Linked DNA regions of Homo sapiens: region 1 is linked to region 2. The links are chromatin loops, found by intact Hi-C in ENCODE. Cell type or tissue: chondrocyte. All regions are shown on one strand. Each heading gives the region's core, and the rest is flanking DNA. Links, peaks and the distances in the headings are about the cores only. Region 1 overlaps DIS3L2 (DIS3 like 3'-5' exoribonuclease 2). Region 2 has its middle 13 kb from the start of MIR1471.

Evidence for each region. A loop is a pair of places that touch in the nucleus more often than their neighbours do. Peaks named below come from ENCODE experiments on the same cell type or tissue, not always from the same donor. Only the 100,000 strongest peaks of a DNase experiment are listed, where the experiment ranks them.
Region 1: a loop joins it to region 2, with 6 times the contacts of the local background. A loop is called at or near these places in 60 of 110 quality-filtered maps.

Annotation. Positions count from the first base shown.
Region 1 is chr2:232,324,239-232,329,603 of GRCh38, reverse strand. All of the region lies in intron 14 of DIS3L2 (DIS3 like 3'-5' exoribonuclease 2), which reads right to left. Among named protein-coding and RNA genes, the nearest start is that of ALPP, 52 kb to the left of the region's middle. RefSeq lists enhancers at 1-29, 1,124-1,173, 1,244-1,513. In chondrocyte, for the core only: CTCF peaks have their summits at 2,112, 2,311 (motif pointing right), 3,218 and 3,430 (motif pointing right); DNase peaks (open chromatin) are centred at 2,283 and 3,808.
Region 2 is chr2:231,902,847-231,908,211 of GRCh38, reverse strand. No RefSeq gene overlaps it. Among named protein-coding and RNA genes, the nearest start is that of MIR1471, 13 kb to the right of the region's middle. RefSeq lists enhancers at 1,846-2,463, 2,464-3,082. In chondrocyte, for the core only: CTCF peaks have their summits at 1,738 and 1,958 (motif pointing left); DNase peaks (open chromatin) are centred at 2,981, 3,651 and 3,791.

The DNA.
Region 1 (5,365 bases), core at 188-5,187, 420 kb before region 2:
CGCCTTCTCCTCTGACTGGTTAGCTCCTGTGCTGGCTCTCCCAGAGGGGGACCCTGGAGAGCAGGGAAGCACCCATCTATTAAATAATTCACTGCAGCAGCCCCAGAGCTCAGCAGCCCACCCAATCCAGAGAAGGCACCGAGGAAAGATCTCTGCTGAATGACAGGATGCCTGGAACACTCGGGCAGCCCAGGCTGTAAGAGGGCACCATGCTCGCCCAGGGCATGGGAACCCTGGGGCCCCAGCTCAGCCCCTGCTCTGAGGGCTCCCTGAGGCATGTGGCAGTGGTGAGTGGACCAAGGACCCCACAGTCCCAGGAGTGCTGGGCTCCCTTCTCCTCTGGGGACGGTGCCTTGTTGGAGGGAAGCCTCCCAACAGGGTCTCTGAGGGTAGACAGGACAGTCTGAGGCAGCAGGAGGGAAGCCCTCACCAGAGGACAGGGCAGGAGTGGGGATGGGGTGAGACCCCAGAGTCACCCTTTCAGGGGCTGCTGCTCTGGCTTTGCAGCACTTGGGTGTCTGTCATTAGACTCAACAGTCACTGTGAATGGATGTGGCTCCCCACAGAAGGACTGAGCAGGCCAAGGTCCCAGACTGAAGGAGCGGGGACCGATAGGCGATGTGGGACATGAACCAGGCAAAGGCTGGGGGGCTGGTATCACACAGCACTGAGGTCAGCACCACTGACCCTACCACCAAATCTGGGGCAGGAGGCCACGCACTTCTTTTTCCCGCCTTTGGTGGGACAAGAAGATCACACATGTGCACAAGAGCTGGAGCCTGTTGTGATGGGCCAGCCTTGGGCATGTCCTCATGCCTTGGTGACCAGGACCCTCTTCATGGGGAAAGCCGCCCCCTCAGGGAGACATGGGGCTATCGGGGCCTTGACCAGCCTGGGGGGACTCTGCCTTCCCTGCCTTTCCCCAGCCTTCATGCCCAGCCCTGAGCTTTCCCCTTGAGTGAGAGAGATCAGGGAGGAAGCTCCCGCAGGCCTGGCTGCAGCCAGAACCCTGCCATCAACTTCCCTTCCTGGAGGTGTGAGTAGTGCTGCGGGTGAGCCTCGTCATCTGGCCATGCTCGTGGAAAGAAAGCCAGCCACCGAGAGAGAGAGCCCTGGCATATAGAGCCCCTCCTCCACCCAGGGTGGGCCTGCCAGGGCAGACGTGTGGCTGTGCTCTGCCAGGATGTCCTGAGAGCATATCTGCCTCCCCAGGGAGCCTGAGATGCAGAGGAAGAAGGGCTGGGAAATGCCCCAGGAGGGCAGGCACCACCTGGAGAGGAGGGAAGCCAGCCCAGCACCCCTAGCGCCTCCCCTGGGGACTAGTGGGGACTTTTTTGGGCTGGCTCATGGCACACAGTAAGGCAGGTGACAGCTGGGATGTGTGACCACAAGGATCAAGCTTCAGCCTGCCCTTCTACCACACAGGACACCCAGCAGGTAAAAGGAGGAGCATCCATGTTGCCCTCTGGGTGGCAGTAACGGCCTGTGATGTGCCACCCCACCTCCCAGCCCTAATCTGTGCTTGTGCCCACCACTTCCTGCCAAAAACCCTGTGTTCAAGCCCTTAACCCACTACAAGTCTCCCAAGCCCAGGTTTGACTCTCAGCTCCACAACTTTCTTGCCGTGGGATTCTGAACAAATCACAGAGCCCTCCCCATCCTCTGTCTCAAATGCAGGACAGGGGTCACAATGGCACCTGCTCAGGGCTGTCATGGACGCAGAGAAAACAGGTTCTGCACTGGCAGGCCCTCTGCCTGATGCATTGAAAGCCCTCAGGACGCAGGCACTGTTCTCCTGTTGCCCCACCTGCCCCCCACATGGCCAGCTGGGGGTCTCCTCAATATGCCCTGTGATTTTCATCCCTGCCATCAATCTGTGTTCCTCAATTCTTTTGAAGCCTCCCTGAAAAGCAGGCTGCAGTCCCCCACATGAACACTGACTGTTCTAGGCTCACCTGTATCACTGTCTGGTGCCATTAGACTGTTCTTATTCGGATTTCATAATAAGATATTGTGAACCCAAGAGGAATCAAAATTCCTGCTTGAAAAATAATCTGATACTGGTCAGGCCATCAGCACGGAAATACTTCAGATGCACACAATCATGCGTACTTTTGCCCTCTCACTCCATAAAAACTACTATGTGCCAGGCACGGTTCTGGACTTTTCTCCCCATGCAGTCGGACAATCCTCCTGGGCAGGAGCATCCAGGCAATTCTGTGGTGCCTGCTTTCCCCTCCAGCCCAGCTGCAGGCTTGCCGGAAGAGGGACAAGTGTAGCCTTAGGCCCGACCCTGGGCTGCATTTTGCAGTGTGGCCAGCAGGAGGCAGCATGACCCCATAGCGGGCAGCACTGAGGCTGCAGGCTAAGGAGGCCACCAGGCGGGCAGGGTGAAAGAGCAGGGCTGTGTGAGGTGGCCCCTGGTTACTCCTCTGTGCCCATGCCCCACCCTCTATGGGTTTAGGAATTGAATATCTGGGGGCCTCTCAGGGCTGAGCCAGGCTCCTGCTCTCAGTTCCTGCAGGCGCTCTCCACATCCCTTCTCATGGTTTTCAGTAAACACGAGGACAAGGACAGGAGGGAGGGGACAGGGAGAGGGTGGGGCCGCTGTGGAAGCCCCTGCCAAGACCACAGACCTCAGGCAAGCTGCTTCCCTGGCAACTCCGCTACCTGCTCTCCCTGGACCCCCAGCACAGTCCCAGGAGTCACCTCTGCCCTCGACAGTGAACAAGTGCACTCTTGGTGACCTTGAACGTGAAGCCTGGTGAGGCTATGGAGGAGAGGCCCACCTTGCCAGGGCCCTTGGTGTGGCTGAGTCTCTGCTTCCCTTGCCGTCTCAGCCTCTCCCTCCCTCCTGGGGCTGGGAGTCAGGACAGCACCTGTGGAGCTCTGGCCCAACTAGTTAGGCCACATTAAGCAGGGACCCAGACAAAGGTCAAGGGCACTGAGGAGGGAGCTAGCACCACAGAAAGTCCACTTCCCAGGTGCAGCCTTGGCCATGATGTTTGAGGACAGCTGCAGGGGCTGTTTGGTGCCCTCATGTCCTTCTGATGCTGCAAGTAGCAGATGGGGGCAGAGTGAACAGGTAGGCTATGAGTAGGAGTGAATGAAGGTGGGGCTGACCCCTGGCTCTGGCGGTGGCACCCTGGGGTGGCTGGAAGGTGGGTCCCCAGTGGAGTTTGGGGACAGAAAGGTGCAGGCCAAGCCCAGCTGCCAGCAGCCAGAGTTGCACCGAGTTCAGTATTCGCCATTGCAAATGGGACCTGGCACCACGGGTCAGAGAACTGAGCTGGACGGTGCAGGGTGGGTGGGGTAGGGAAGGTGGGAGTCAGGGCTCTCATCTGCGGCCAGCACAGGCTCCACAGTCCCCCACCCTGTCAATTCCCTGGTGGGCCAGCAGGTGGCGCCCAGCCTCTTTCTCCCCAAGGTCCTGGGATGGGGAGGCTCCAGCTTAGAGCCTAGGCGCTCCTATGGGAACCCAGGGCCAGAGATGACCCGGTCAGCAGGGCCCTCTCCCCTGACCTCCTCCCTCCCTCTCCTGGGGAGCTGTGCTAGGTGCACAGCCTAGGCAGCCAAACCTCCGAAACGCCCCCAAGCTATCCTGGGTGGTCAGGTTGAGCCGCTCCACACTCTGGGCCACGGGAGCCCCGAAGGGCGCAGAGTGGGCACTGGGGCTGCTGGACGGGAGGGCGCCCTGCCCCCTGCCCTGGCCTCATACCTTCCTCCTCTGATGTGGGCACTGGCCCTAGTGTCACCCCACTCCTCCCAGCACCAGGGGCACAGGCGTGAGATCACTGGGCCCTGCGGGGGATGGGGCGCTGGAGCTCAGGGACTGCCTGACAACTGCTTTCCGAGGGGCTGGGAATGGCTGCCAGCCAGCATCACCTTCCAGAACAGCAAGCTAAGGCCTCGGAGACGGGGGCCTTGGATCCAGGCCTGGCATCAGCCAAGCGTCTGGAACCTGCACCACCAGGGCCCCACCACTCTGGAGGTCTGGGGTGGGGCTGTGCTGTGACAGTGGCTGCAGGGCCAGGACCCCAGCTCCTCGGCACTCACTCCCAGCACCTCTCCTCCCTGGTTCTGGGCCTCCCTGGGGCAGGAGGGGGTGGGGAGGGGGAGGCTCAGGTATGAGGCTCAGCGAGCCCCTCACAAACTGTGGCAGACAGCAGAGAAAGGCCACCAGCCCCCCGCACACGGTACACACTCCCCACAGCAAGGGTGACACTGGTAGAGACAGAGGTTCCCACAGTGCACAAACGTTCCTCTAAAGAAAAAGCAACAACATCAATATATGAAACGCAGGGCTCTTCATGCGTTTACGACAGGGCGTCCTTCACCCTGAAGGTGCCGGCGAGCATCAAGACTGCAGAGCCAGCCACTGGGTGCCGCATTCCTGCTGGCTCAGGTGGGACCTGTTTCTGTCGCATCTTAAAGGACGATGCTGGGAAAGGCTGCTCTCACCCTGGCAGGGCTCAGAGGTGATGAGATGAGAAAGGGGTAAAGCGATCTGCTCTTCAGAGGAAGCCTGCCTTCCCTGACCATCGAGGAACTGGATCTGAGTATTTCTCTGCTCAGCTGAAAGGCTGGGGCTGGGTTTTGATAGTCAGGGATCCAGGGCATCTGTGGCCAGGAAGGTCCTGTCTGGCAGGTGGTAGGGGTTGGGGGGTGTCCCTCCCCTCTCCTGGCCCTGCCATGGAGACAAGGGGCTTCTCCTCAGTGGCTTGCATGGAATGCCAGCCCTACCACTCACTTGCTTCTTAAGCTCATGTAATCTCAATTTGTTTCCCTGTAAAACAGGGAAGCAATGTTCAAGTTCCTGGCCTCGAATAAATAAGACATTATTATTACACATCTTATGATGTGACTGGCCTGGGTGCCCCAACTCTAGGACTTGGGCAAAAAACACAGTAAAAGCAACATTTCTAGAAGTTTCTTCTGCCTCCCCTACCCTCACCACAAAGCCACCCTCTGGCAAGGAGGCCAGAGGTGTCCCATTTCAGATCCATGCACCTGATAAAGTGCTGACAAACTCACCTCACCCCTTCCTCACACAGGACACTCAGAGAGTGGCCTTGGAAATGAGCGGGAGCCGGGGCAGAGGGGCAGGACCAGTGCCCAAAGCTGAAAATTAGTCCATTTTCAAAGGCCAAAGGCAAATGTGGGACAGAAACAGCCTCTTCTGCCCTCAGCCACCAGGGCCCTTGTCACGCTCTGTGGGAGGCTCCTGCTAATGGAATGAGGCCACTCACAGAGCTTGTTCAATTAGCTCTTGCTGAAAACTGCTAACGTGGCTTTGATAAGAATTGCTCCCAGCCAATTTCAGCCTCATTTCTTCTGCAGACCAAATTTTCCACACTTGGGCACA
Region 2 (5,365 bases), core at 57-5,056:
GCCGTGGTGGTGCAGGCCTGTAGTCCCAGCTACTTGGGAGACTGAGGCAGGGGGAAAGGATCGCTTGAGCCCAGCAGGTCAAGCTTGCAGTGAGCCATGATTGCACCACTGCAGTCCAGTCTAGGTGACAGAGCCCAGACTTCGTTCCCCACCCCGCCAAAAATTTCAGTGTTTGTCAAATGAATAAATCGTCATGTCTATGGCTGAGTTTTGGATAACGGCACAGTTCCAATAAAGCAAAAAAAAAAAAAAAAAAAAAAAAAAAAAAACCATGGAGTTTAATGGAAGTGTCTTTTACGCAGTGCTAAAAAAGTCTAATCTATACTTTTGATGGCTTATTGTATTAAAACCCCCACAAAGCTCTGTGAGTGGGAAGAGCAGCTCAGGCATCTCAGGGAGGTCCTTGGCACACATGCCTCGGGGCTTCGCAAACCACTCAGAGAAACTGCTGAGGTCAGTGGTGTTCTCAGAAAAGGGCGCTGGGGGCCATGAAGAAGAAAGTCAAATGCTCCAGGAAGTGGCAGGAAGCTAGATCACACAGGTCATTCCTAGACCCCTGGGAAGCTTGAGGAGGCCCAAAGACCACCTCCAAGAGAGCCTTCCCTGCCTGGAGCCCACTGTTCTGAAGGCACTTTCTAAGGCCACTGGGTGCTAATGCAGCACCCAAACACTGTTTGAAGCAGGTGTGGGAGGAGAGGCAAACAACCGCATCTATCATAAGTCTCTTTTTTTTTTTTGAGACAGAGTCTCGCTCCATCGCCAGGCTGGAGTGCAGTGGCGCGATCTTAGCTCACTGCAACCTCTGCCTCCTGGGTTCAAGCAATTCTCCTGCCTCAGCCTCCTGAGTAGCTGGGACTACAAGCGTGCTACCACGCCCAGCTAATTTTTGTATTTTTAGTAGAGACGGAGTTTCACGATATTGGCCAGGATGGTCTTGATCTCTTGACCTCATGATCCGCCTGCCTCAGCCTCCCATAGTATTGGGATTACAGGCGTGGCCACAGTGGAACTGTATTCTGCCTTTCATAGAACTTGTTTTTTTTTTTTTTTTAGACAGGATCTCACTCTGTCGCCCAGACTGGAGTGCAGTGGCACCATCTCAGCTCATTGAAGCCTCAACCCATCCTCCCACCTCAGCCTCCCGAGTAGCTGGGACTACAGGCACGTGACACTACACCCTGCTAATTTTTTTTTTTTTTGTAGAGACAGGGTTTTGCCATGTTGCCCAGGCTGGTCTCAAACTTCTGGGCTGAAGCGATGCACCCACCATGGCCTCCCAAAGTGCTAGGATTGCAGGTATGAGCCATCGCACCTGGCCATATAGAATACAGAACTTTTTTCTTTTTTTGAGACAAAGTTTCCCTCTTGTTGCTCAGGCTGGAGTGCAATGGTGTGATCTCAGCTCACTGCAACATCCACCTCCCAGGTTCAAGCGATTCTCCTGCCTCAGCCTCCCGAGGAGCTGGGATTACAGGTGACTGCCACCATGCCTGCCTAATTTTTTGTATTTTTAATAGAGATTTCACCATGTTGGCCAGGCTGGTCTCGAACTCCTGATCTCAGGGGATCCACCCGCCTTGGCCTCCCAAAGTGCTGGGATTACAGGCGTGAGCCACCATGCCCAGCCATAAAGAATTCAGACTTTTAATAGGAGTCTGTCTTTGTTTCTGACCCCAATGCTTTTACATTTCTTTATGTTCTGAACAAAAGAAGTACCACCAAATGCGTTCCACCACCACCAAAAGACACTGGCTCTGCAGTTGGGCAAGGACTAACCACAATGACAGTTCAATTTGGTCCAAACATGGTGGTATTTAAGGTTAGCCAATAATTCTCAACATATCGTCCGTCATTCTTTATTTTTTAAAGTCCAGTGAGGTCTGAATAGTATCTGTGGCCGACACTGAGAATCTAAAAGCTGGCAATTTTAAGGGGAAAACCACAGCCTCCTGGTGCCCTCTGGTGGTGAAGCAGTAGGACTGCATGAAATTACAAAGTGTTGAGTCAGTCGCTCCCAAACTAGAACATATTCAGATCTGTTAAAACACAACTTGCTGAAACTCACCCTCAGTTCTAATTTGGAAGGTCGGAGGTAGGACCTGAGAACTGGCATTTCTAACAAGTTTCCAGGTGCTGCTGCTGTTCCTGGGACTGCACTTGAGAATCACTGGTTTAGGTTACCTAGCCCAAACCTGCTTCTATCACAGTACTAGACTGCATGCTAGAACATTTTTTCCTTTTTTTTTTGAAATGGAGTCTCACTCTGTCACCCAGGCTGGAGTGCAGTGGCACAATTTCGGCTCACTGCAACCTCCGCCTCCCGTGTTCAAGTGATTCTCGTGCCTCAGCCTCCGGAGTAGCTGGGATTACAGGCGCGCACCACCACGATCCTCGGCTAATTTTTGAATTTTTAGTACAGACAGGGTTTCACCATGTTGGCCAGGCTGTTCTCAAACTCCTGACCTCAGGTGATCTGCCTGCCTCGGCCTCCCAAAGTGCTGGGATTACAGGCATGAGCCACCACACCGGCTAGAAAATTAACTAAAACAAGCATTTTTCTACACTTGAACAGTGGCTGCTGGCGATTTTTTTGTTGGTTTTCAATCTTCCAAATGTTTGCAATGTGGTTATAAATTTTTTAAAAGCAAAGCAAAACACCCAAAGGACATGATTCTTGTTGGAGAACTGTTACCACGGGCCTTTCCAAGAGGCAGGCACAGACCACTGTTGGCAAAGATGGACTGGTGCTTTGGATCGTGGGCCCCTCTTTGCCTTTTTCACAGCTTTCTGTCCAAGGCCCTGCTGTTCCAAAGACCACACCAGGTTGTGCCCAGACTCCCTGTGGAGCTGGCTCCCCAGACACAGCCCTAGACCCTGGAGGATCCACTTCTCCCCAGAAGCTGGACTCTCCCTCTGCCCAGGGGACTCCAGACCCGTCTCCTCTTGCCAACCCCAGGTGCTCGCTCTTGGCTGCACCCTGCTGCTCCTCAAAGAGCTCCTGGGAGAGGAGAGTCTGGCCTGGGCCCAGCCCAGCCCTGCCTGTCTGCTGAGGGGGCAGGGTGGGGCGCACAAATGAGACGCTCAACTCCCATGGCTCTGCTGAAAGAAGCCAGGCCCTCAGGCACTGGGAGAAAAGTGCCTTTGGGGGTGGCAGGGGCTTGGAATCAGCATCACCAAGGCCACAGGGACTTCGTCTGCACCAACTCTCTGGCTTAGGGAGCAAGGGTCAGCCACATTCTCTCAGATCAGTTAAAACCATGATGCCTCTCACCTCCCAGGATGTAGATCAGAAAGTGAGTGAAGGGGGAAAGGCACTCCAGACTTAAAAAAACAAAACAAAACAAAACAAACCCAGGGGAGGACCCAGTTGGCCTAGCTGGGGTCAAGGACCCACCCCTTGGGCAGTCAACTGTAGTACACGGGTTCTGTGATGAACACCCCTCACCCCCAACATGAAGGCCTTTGATGGGCTTCATCCTAAACGAGGCTGAGCAGACAAAGTGAGTGTCCCAGGGCTGGATGGGGACCGGAATATGACTGCCCCAGAACCTGGCTCCCAGGGCTGCAGCAGTGTCCATGCCTGGCTCCACCCCCACCAGGGTAGACAGAAACCACCTGGGCTCTGCACACAGCTGCACTGCGCTTCCTGCAGCCAGGTATTGTGGTGGGGACATTGGAGATGGGGCAGCGCCTCAGTCAGGCCACCTGACCAGCGCACAGTGACCCCAGCACTGCAGGTGCTGGTGGGGTATACCACCCCCCAGAAGACAGGGCTCCTAGAAGGCCTCAAGGTGGCCAAAGTTCCTGGAACTGCCAAAGTCCCTTATCGCCACCCCTTCCACAGGAGGCCACAGCCACTTTCTCCTCCTCCGCCGAGGCTGGGGAGGTGAGAGAACTCTGCTCTGGCCAACGCCCTGGAGACGGCCTCCTGCTAGTGACGGCTGGGCCCTGACTGGGGCAAGGAAGAGCTCTGGGCCGGCAGGCGGCTGGGTCGTAAAAGTGCATGCACCTGCTGGGCATCCTTGGGCCCTGCAGGCTGCACCCAGCCCCAGGCTGACATCCTGTTCTCAGTCCCAGCGAGGAGCCTTCCCTCCTGGATGCTTGAAGGTTCCAGCCTGCTATGGTCTGAATATGTCCCCCAAATGTGTGTTGGAAACTCAATCCCCAAAGCAACAGTGTTGGAATATGGGAAATGTTTAGGTCATGAGGGCTCTGCACTCATGAATAGATTAATGCCATTCTAAAAGGGCTTGATGGTGCCATTGACTCCCTCATCAAGAAGGGAGTTTGGTTTCATTTTGCCCTTCCAGCTTCTGCCATGTGAGGACAGAGCGCTCCTCCCTCTAGAGGATGCAGCATTCAAGGCGCCATGTTGGAAGCAGAGAGCAGACCCTCACCAGACAATGGACTTGCTGGCAACTCACTCTTGAACTTCTCAACCTCCAGAACTCTGAGAAAATAAATTTCTGTTCTTTATAAATTACCCAGGCTCTGGCATTTTGTTACAGCAGCACAAAGTGGGCTAAGACATGGCCTCCTCCTGGACGTACGGGTGAAGCACTGGTCATCTCTGCCAAGCATCCCTGCCCATAAGGCCCAGCTCCCCCCACAGCCAAGGCCTCCCCATGCACATGGCTCGTGTCCACAGACACCTTGCTGGAGAGCACGTGAAAAGGCAGGTGCTGACCTTGCCCAAATGCCCACATGCCCCTGTTCAGTAGTGGAAACCCACATTCTCCCCTTCAGGCCAGGCTGGGCCACGAAGAAGTCAGGCCTTGCCTGTCCCCTGGATCCTGGGTAACTATAAGATCTGCTTAGAAGAACTCTGGAGGCCAGGTGTGGTGGCTCACACCTGTAATCTCAGCACTTTGGGAGGCCGAGGCAGGTGGATCACTTGAAGTCAGGAGTTTGAGACCAGTGTGGTCAACATGGTGAAACCCTGTCTCTACTAAAAATAAAAAAAAAATCAGTTGGGCGCAGTGGCAGGCACCTGTAATCCCAGCTGCTCAGGAGGCTGAGGCAGAAGAATCACTTGAACCCGGGAGACAGAGGTTGCAGTGAGCCGAGATGGCACCACCGCACTCCTGCCTGGGCGACAGAGCAAGATTCCATCTCAAAAAAAAAAAAAAAGAAAAAAAAGAAAAAGAAGAAAAGAACTCTGGGGCCTGGAAGCCAAGGAGTAACATCCATGCTAAGTGCAATCAATCCCAGGCCCTCAGCAAGATGTGGGTCCCAAGGGCAGCTGGCTGTTGGGGATGGAGTGGAGGCTGGTTATCAATAATTCCAGGTCCTTCCATCATTTGCCGGATTGGCTCAGCAGTCTCACAATGTGTGACAGGCAGAACATTGAGTCCCCAAAGAAGCT